2 separate regions of the Homo sapiens genome follow, and region 1 is linked to region 2. Evidence: read pairs that join two places in POLR2A ChIA-PET (ENCODE). Cell type or tissue: A673. All regions are shown on one strand. Links, peaks and the distances in the headings refer to the core of each region. The heading gives the core; the rest is flanking DNA. Region 1 has its middle 64 kb from the start of RBFOX2. Region 2 has its middle 6.0 kb from the start of HMOX1.

Region 1 (4,394 bases), core at 187-4,186, 720 kb after region 2:
GGAAACAACAGGTGCTGGAGAGGATGTGGAGAAATAGGAACACTTTTACACTGTTGGTGGGACTGTAAACTAGTTCAACCATTGTGGAAGTCAGTGTGGCGATTCCTCAGGGATCTAGAACTAGAAATACCATTTGACCCAGCCATCCCATTACTGGGTATATACCCAAAGGACTATAAATCATGCTGCTATAAAGACACATGCACACGTATGTTTATTGCGGCATTATTCACAATAGCAAAGACTTGGAACCAACCCAAATGTCCAACAATGATAGACTGGATTAAGAAAATGTGGGACATACACACCATGGAATACTATGCAGCCATAAAAAATGACGAGTTCATGTCCTTTGTAGGGACATGGATAAAATTGGAAATCATCATTCTCAGTAAACTATTGCAAGAACAAAAAACCAAACACCACATATTCTCACTCATAGGTGGGAATTGAACAATGAGAACACATGGACACAGGAAGGGGAACATCACACTCTGGGGACTATTGTGGGGTGGGGGGAGGGGGGAGGGATAGCACTGGGAGATAAACCTAATGCTAGATGACGAGTTAGTGGGTGCAGCGCACCAGCATGGCACATGTATACATATGTAACTAACCTGCACATTGTGCACATGTACCCTAAAACTTAAAGTATGATAATAATAAATTTTAAAAAAATTTATTTTGAAAAAAAAAAAAAAAAAAAAAAAGAATTGGCTAACCCCAGGAGAGGCAGTCACTCCCCAGCCAGGAAGGTTTCTGGATGCCAAAACATCATAAGACACAGAAAATAAAAAATATAGGGCTGGGCGCAGTGGCTCATGCCTATAATCCCAGCACTTTGGGAGGGCGAGGCGGGCAGATCACCTGAGGTCAGGAGTTGGAGACCAGCCTGGCTAACATGGTGAAACCCCGTCTCTACTAAAAATACAAAAATTATCCGGGCGTGGTGGCGGGCGCCTGTAGTCCCAGCTACTTAGGAGGCTGAGGCAGGAGAAACTCTTAAACCCAGGAGGCAGAGGTTGCAGTGAACTGAGATCACGCCACTGCACTTAAGCCTGGGCAACAGAGTGAGACTGTCTCAAAAAAAAAAAAAAGAAAGAAAAGAAAAAATATAAACTATACACATCACAAATTGCCCCCAAAACAACCAACAACAAACGTTGATCATCTCACAGTTTCTGTGGGACAGGAACCTGGGTGCAGATTGCAGGGTCCTCCAGCCCAGGGTGTCTCCCAGGGCAGCAATCATGAGGTTGCCTGGGACCACAGCCCCCTCAAAATCCATCTGAGCAGGATTCACTGTCAGGCTCACTCGAGTGGCAGGACTGAGTTGTTCCAGGGCTTTTGGCCTAAGGGCTTCGGTTCCCTGCCATCTGAGCCTTTCCACAAAGCAGCTCACACTATACAGCTGGCTTTCTCAAAGGGAGCGAGTGGGAGCAAGGGAGACGGCACCAGCAAGACAGAGTCACAGTCTCTTTTTATTTTAATTAATTTTTTTAATTTTTTTTTTTTTAGACAGTCTCCCTCTGTTGCCCAGGCTGGAGTGCAGTGGCACGATCTTGGCCCACTGTAACCTCTGCCTCCCAGGTTCAAGTGATTCTCCTGCCTCAGCCTCCCGAGTAGCTGGGATTACAGGCACCCGCCACAACGCCGGGATAATTTTTCTATTTTTAGTAGAGACGGGGTTTCACCATGTTGGCCAGACTGGTCTCCAACTCCTGACCTCAGGCGATCGCCTGCTTCGGCCTCCCAAAGTGCTGGGATTACAGGCGTGAGCCACCACGACCAGCCTATTAATTTTTTTTTTAATAGTGGCCAAATATATATAACACAAAATTTATTGTTTTAACCATTTTAAAGTGTACCATGAAAATGTACACCATTGTACATACACATTCACAGTGGCGGCACTGGGCATATTCAGAATGTTGCACAATCATAATTTCTATGCATTTCCAGAACTTCATCATGATCCCAAAAAGAAACTCTGTACCCATTAAACAATACCTCCCCATTCCCCCTTCTCCTCAGTCCCTGCTGGCCACTATTCTACTTTCTGTCTCCATGAATTTGACTACTCCAAGTATCTCATATGAGTGGAACCCTTCAATATTTGTCTCTTTGACTGGCTTATTTAGCTTCACATAAGGTCCTCAGGGTTTGTCCATATTGTAGCATATGTAAGAATTTACTTCTTTTTTTTTTTTTTTTTTTTATTTGACAGGGTGTTGCTCTGTCTGTCACCCAGACTGAAGTGCGGCAGTGCGATCTCTGCTCATTGCAGCCTGGACCTCCTGGGCTCCAGTCATCCTCCCACCTCAGCCTCCTGAGTAGCTGGGACTAGTCATCCTCCCACCTCAGCCTCCAGAGTAGCCAGGACTACAGGCATGTGCCACCTCGCCCAGCTAATTTTTGTAGAGAGGGGGTTTCACTGTGTTGGCTAGGCTGGTCTCCAACTCGTGACCTCAAGCGATCCATCCACGTCAGCCTTTCTTTCTTTTTTTTTTTTTTGAGACAGAGTCTTGCTCTGTCACCCAGGCTGGAGTGCAGTGAGTGGCGCAGTCTCGGCTCACTGCAAGCTCCACCTCCCGGGTTCACGCCATTCTCCTGCCTCAGCCTCTCCGAGTAGCTGGGACTACAGGCGCCCGCCACCACGCTCGGCTAATTTTTTTGTATTTTTAGTAGAGACGGGGTTTCACCATGGTTTCGATCTCCTGACCTCGTGATCCGCCCGCCTCGGCCTCCCAAAGTGCTGGGATTACAAGCATGAGCCACCGCGCCCGGCCTCACGTCAGCCTTTCAAAGTGCTGGGATTACAGGCCTGAGCCACTGTGCCCAGCCAGAATTTACTTCCTTTTTCTTTTTTTTTGAGACAGAGTTTTGCTCTTTCACCCAGGCTGGAGTGAATTGCCGTGATCTCGGCTAACTGCAACCTCTGCCTCCCAGGTTCAAGTGATTCGCCTGCCTCAGCCTCCTGAGTAGCTGGGATTACAGGCATGCACCACCACGCCCAGCTAATTTTTGTATTTTTTGCAGAGAGAGGGTTTCACCATGTTGGCCAGGCTGGTCTTGAACTCCTGACCTCAGGTAATCCACCAGCCTCGGCCTCCCAAAGTGCTGGGATTACAGGCATGAGCCACCGTGCCCTGCCAATTTACTTCCTTTTTAAGTCTAAACGATATTCCATTGTATGGATAGACCACATGTTTTTTAATCTATTCATCTGCGAGTGGACATTTGGCTTGTTTCCACCTTCTGGCTATTGTGAACAATGCTGCTATGAACATTGTGGCACAAATATCTGTCTGAGTCCCTGCTTTCAGCTCTTTTGGGTATATACCCAGAAGTGGAATTGGTAGATCATATGATAATTATATATTTATTCTTAATGGCTGGATGCGGTGGCTCACACCTGTAATCCTAGCACTTTGGGAGGCCAAGGTGGTTGGGTCAGGAGTTCGAGGCCAGCCTAGCCAACATGATGAAACTCCGTTTCTACTAAAAATACAAAAATTAGCTGGGCATGGTGGTGCACACCTGTAATCCCAGCTACTTGGGAGGCTGAGGCATGAGAATCGCTTGAACCCAGGAGGTGGAGGTTGCAGTGAGCTGAGATTGCACCCTTGCACTCCAGCCTGGGCAACAAGAGTGAGACTCTGTGTCAGAAAGCAAAACAAAATAAAAACAAAAATACAAAAAAAGAATGAGGTAATCTGTGTCTAGTGATAAGGAAGGGCCAGCAAGAATGTCAGACATATGTCAATATGTGGTAGATATATTGTTAAGGAAAACAAAGTGGGTTACAGAACAATATATTTTTGTAAAATAAAGCCGTATTTGTGTATATATAGATGTACTTATTCTATCTCTATTTAAGTCTCTATCTGTATCTGTATCCAGCTCTAGTATGTATCTATCTCTATCCATCCATTCCTCCATCTTTGTAGAAGGATAAGATAGTAGACATTGCTTATCCAGAAACATATATTTCCACTTTATTTATTTATTTATTTATTTATTTTGAGACGGAGTCTCACTCTGTTGCCCAGGCTGGAGTGCAGTGGCACGATCTCGGCTCACTGCAAGCCCTGCCTCCCGGGTTCACGCCATTCTCCTGCCTCAGCCTCCTGAGTAGCTGGGACGACAGGCTCCTGCCACCAGGCCTGGCTAATTTTTTGTATTTTTAGTAGAGACAGGGTTTCACCGTGTTAGCCAGGATGGTCTCCATCTCCTGACCTCGTGATCTGCCCTCCTCGGCCTCCCAAAGTGCTGGGATTACAGGCGTGAGCCACCGCGCCCAGCCATATTTCCACTTCTTCCGGAAACAGAACCCAGATCTTTTTTGGGGAACTATTTCTTCCCCACATTGTGTCCCCATGGTTTGGGTGGGA
Region 2 (4,394 bases), core at 219-4,218:
GGAACCTGGACTGGTAAAACGGCTAAAGAGGAGGTTATTGGGGCAATAGGGGACATTTGAATATAGGCTTTATATTGAAGGAGTTCAGGATATGCCACCCAAAATGTGCCACTTTGGATTAAGGATCATTATTATTATTATTATTATTATTTTGAGACAGGGTCTCTGTCACCCAAGCTGCAGTGCAGTGGCACAATCTCGGCTCACTGCAACCTCTGCCTCCTAGGTTCAAGCGATTCTCGTGCCTCAGCCTCCCAAGTAGCTGCGATTACAGGTGTGTGCCACCACTCCCCATTCATTGATTAAGGATTATTTTGAGCTGGCCAGGCGTGGTGGCACATGCCTGTAATCCCAGCACTTGGGGAGGCCACTGTGGGGGGATTGCTTGAGCTCAGGAGTTCCAGACCAGCTTGGGCAACGTGGTGAAACCTTGTCTCTACAAAAAATACAAAATATAAAAAATTTGCCAGGCATGGTGGTGCATGTCTATAATCCCAGCTACTTGGGAGGCTGAGGCAGGAGGATTGCTTGAGCCCAGGAGATTGAGGTTGCAGACCACTACACTCCAGCCTGGGAAACAGAGTGAGACTCTGTCTCAAAAAAAAGGATTATTTTGGGATAAAGGCACTTTAAAAACAAACAAACAAAATCAGGTGCAAAAAGGTTGCTGTGGGTTGGGCATGGTCGCTCAGGCCTGTCATCCCAGCACTTTGGGAGGCAAAGGCAGGCAGACCACCTGAGGTCAGGAGTTCGAGACCAGCCTGACCAACTTGGAGAAACCTCATCTCTACTAAAAATACAAAATTATCCGGGCGTGGTGGCGCATGCCTGTAATCCCAGCTACTAGGGAGGCTGAGGTAGGAGAATTGCGTGAACCTGGGAGGCAGAGGTTGCAGTGAGCCTCTGACCTTCTTTTTTTCTTCCTGAAAGCAAGAGATGAAATTCCATATGGAAGACTTTTCTCTATACGAGGAGAAAATTAGCATTCCTTTCATCCATGGCAGGAAGTTGAAGCCAAAATAAATCTGTACAAACAAAGCTTGTTAAAGCCAGCTCTTCCTAGTCTCTTCTCTACCCAGTTAACCACCCTAACCCACACCCACGCCACTTTGCCTTGTCACGTTTTCACAGTTTACTACTCTGTGTCCAAATCTGCATGTAAGTGTTTGGCTCTGTTTCCTTGAGTCTTCTTTTCCTTAGGACGGCTCACGTGTTATGTAAATGTACGTTAAATAAATGTGTATGCTTTTCTCCTACTAATCTGTCTCATGTCAGTTTAATTCTCAGGCCCAGCAGAAAACTCTAAAAGGGTATAGGTAAAATTTTGCCTCCTCTACAATATAATGAATTTATATCGAAGCCAGATTTCCTGATTTTTATAACCATATGTCAGGGACTGCACTCCAGATATAATACATGCTAAATAATTTGGGGGTAGATAGGCATGGTGGCTCACACCTGTAATCCCAGCACTCTGAGACACCAAGGCAGAAGGACTGCCCCTGACGTCAGGAGTTGGAGTCCAGCCTGGGCAAAATAGCAAGACCCCATCTCTACTAAAAATGAAAAAAATTATCCAGGTGTGGCGGCATGAGCCTATAGTCCTAGATACTCAGGAGATGGAGGCAGGAGGAGATATATATATCTGTATATATTCAAAAATATATATGCATAGTATATCAAGAGAGAATACGATAAAGCAAATGTGACAAAATGCTAACAACTGGTGAATCTGGATGAAGGTGTATAGAAATTCTCTGTACTATGCTTGCGACTTTTCTGGACATTTGAAATTATTTCGGAGAAGTTTACTTTTTGAGGAAAAGGTAAATACAGGCCGAGCGCAGTGGCTCACGCCTGTAATCTCAGCACTTTGGGAGGCCAAGGCAGGTGGATCACCTAAGGTCAGGAGTTCGAGACCAGCCTGGCCAACATGGTGAAACCCTATCTCTACTAAAAATGTACAAATTAGCTGGGCATGGTGGTGCATGCCTGTAATCCCAACTACTCAGAGGCTGAGGGAGGAGAATCGCTTGAACCCAGGAGGCAGAGGTTGCAATGAGCCGAGATAGTGCCATTGCACTCCAGCCTGGGCAACAAGAGCGAAATTCCATCTAAAAAAAAAAAAGGTAAATATGAAGAACCTGAGATTCAAAACTCCTGACTGAAATCAAGGTTTGTTGGATGTTAGTGACCCCCGCCCTACTGCAGAATCATCCAGAAATTTCTAGATAGGAAAAAGGCTCTGGCTGAATCATGAAAGGGGAGCTGGATGCCTCTCTGACCAACATAACGGTTAACATTTACCGTGTGCCTCCTCTGCCAAGCCTCACTGTAAGCTTCTTACATGCATCAAACTGATTTCATGCTCACCACATCCCCTTGAGTCAATGCTGTTATTATTCCTCATTTTGTCAGATGAGGAAATAAAAGCTTAGGGTGTTCCAGTGTACACAGATGGGAAGTCATGGATCCTGGATTTGACTGCAGTCCTTTTGCCTAGAGTTTATTGCTTTAGCTAGTCTATACTATCCTAATGGTACCTTGATCAGGTTGAACCAGGGCATACCAGATCTGGGAGGTATAGTCAGGCTCCATTTTGGCAAGACTGGCCTGGTAGTCTGCATCCTTCAAAGGCTAGAATGCCTTCTTGTCTGGCTGTGGGTCTTCGGTCACTGGGTACGTGCTAATAGAGGCTGCACGATGTTTGGAAAAGATGTTGCCATTCTATGCCCTTTGCTGCCTCGGGCCCAGGGGCTCCTAGGGCAGCGATGCTGTGGAATCTGAGTGAGCCAGACACACTTGGCCTCAAATCCCGGGTGAGCTGTGTGATATTAGGCAGGGAATTTCACCCTGCTTGCTAAGCCTCGTTGATTAAATATGTAGTGAAAGCCTGGCTTGTGCTAAGGGCATAAGAAGGTGAATCTGACATGGCCCTTGCTGACTTCAAGGAGCTCACAGTCAGGACGGAGGTGGGGGCAACTGGGGCCCCTGGAGGGGTCCATAATGTGAGGAGAAGAGCTTCAGGAAAGCCTGTGTAGAATCTGTTTTACAGCTTCATGAAGATATAATTGGCATACAATAAACTGCACATATTTAAAGTATACAATTTGATGAATTTTGACACAACTTATAACCTGTGAAAGCATCTCCACAATCAAGATAAAGGGTGTATTCATCACTCTCAAGTTTCCTAGTACTCCTTGGTAATCCCCTCACTTCAACTAGGTAACCAGTGATCCAATTAGACTAGCTTGCATAATTTTCTAGAATTTTATATAATTCTATATACATTATGCGTATGTGTGTGTGTATTGCTTTGGCGAGCTCTTTTATTAGGAATGTTCATCTTTTGTCTGTTATATGTGTGGCAAACACTTCCTTCCAGTCTGTTGGTAGGGTTTCAACCTTATTTATGGGGTGTTTTGGCATCAGAAGGGTTCGGTGTTTTGCACTTCAGCCTATGGATTTTTTTCTTTTTCTTTTTTTTTTTTTTGAGATGGAGTCTTGCTCTTTCACCCAGGCTGGAATGCAGTGGTGCAATCTCAGCTCACTGCAACCTCCACCTCCCGGGTTCAAGCGATTCTCCTGCCTCAGCTCCCCCGAGTAGCTGGGATTACGGGCACCTGCCACTACGCCCGGCTAATTTTTGTATTTTTAGTAGAGATGGGGTTTCACCATGTTGGCCAGGCTGGTCTTGAACTCCTGACCTCAGGTGATCCACCCACCTCAGCTCCCAGAGTGCTAGGATTACAGGCGTGAGCCACCACAATTGGCCCAGTCTATGGATTTTTAAAAAATAACTTGGGCTTGTCTTCCTTGCTGAAGAAGGCTGTTTTCCAGCCTGTCACACAGCAGTTAGGCTGTAGACCCTCACTGGAGCCCCTGCCCTGCAGAATCGAGCACATGTTCTTTCTGGGTCTGTGTGGGGTGTGGGTGTGGTCAGGACACCGTCTGTGACCTTATTTACTGGGGACGTCCCCTGCTTGAGGAGAATATCCAGGCAAGGTCTCCTCACTCTCCTTAGCCACCATCCAGCTTGGCCAAGAGGCCTCCCCATGATTCCTCCCACGCCAGGGCCTCGCCTTTGTTTTTCACTGTTAGGGGCTGGCGAGTCACTGACCCGCCCCCCTCCCTGCTGCCCAAACCACTTCTGTTTCCTGAAGGCGCCTTGGGAATGCTGAGTCGCGATTTCCTCATCCCCTCGTGCAGCTGCATTTCTGCTGCGTCATGTTTGGGAGGGGGGACTCGCGGAAACAAAGGGAAGGCGGATTTTGCTAGATTTTGCTGAGTCACCAGTGCCTCCTCAGCTTCTCTTTAGGTGGGAGGTGAAAGGGCAGCTTTAATGGTAGGCAGGAGGAAGTGAAACTTCTAGAAAACGGCAGAAGCCTCTT

What was found. ChIA-PET counts read pairs that join two places held together with the same protein. Peaks named below come from ENCODE experiments on the same cell type or tissue, not always from the same donor. Only the 100,000 strongest peaks of a DNase experiment are listed, where the experiment ranks them.
Region 1: POLR2A ChIA-PET joins it to region 2 with 8 read pairs; 2 of 35 experiments call an interaction of 5 or more read pairs at or near these places.

What each region holds. Positions count from the first base shown.
Region 1 is chr22:36,090,644-36,095,037 of GRCh38, forward strand. No RefSeq gene overlaps it. Among named protein-coding and RNA genes, the nearest start is that of RBFOX2, 64 kb to the left of the region's middle. In A673, for the core only: no CTCF peak of the experiment used is centred there; no DNase peak of the experiment used is centred there.
Region 2 is chr22:35,372,870-35,377,263 of GRCh38, forward strand. No RefSeq gene overlaps it. Among named protein-coding and RNA genes, the nearest start is that of HMOX1, 6.0 kb to the right of the region's middle. RefSeq lists enhancers at 3,668-4,394, 3,965-4,394. In A673, for the core only: no CTCF peak of the experiment used is centred there; no DNase peak of the experiment used is centred there; H3K27ac peaks cover 761 bases.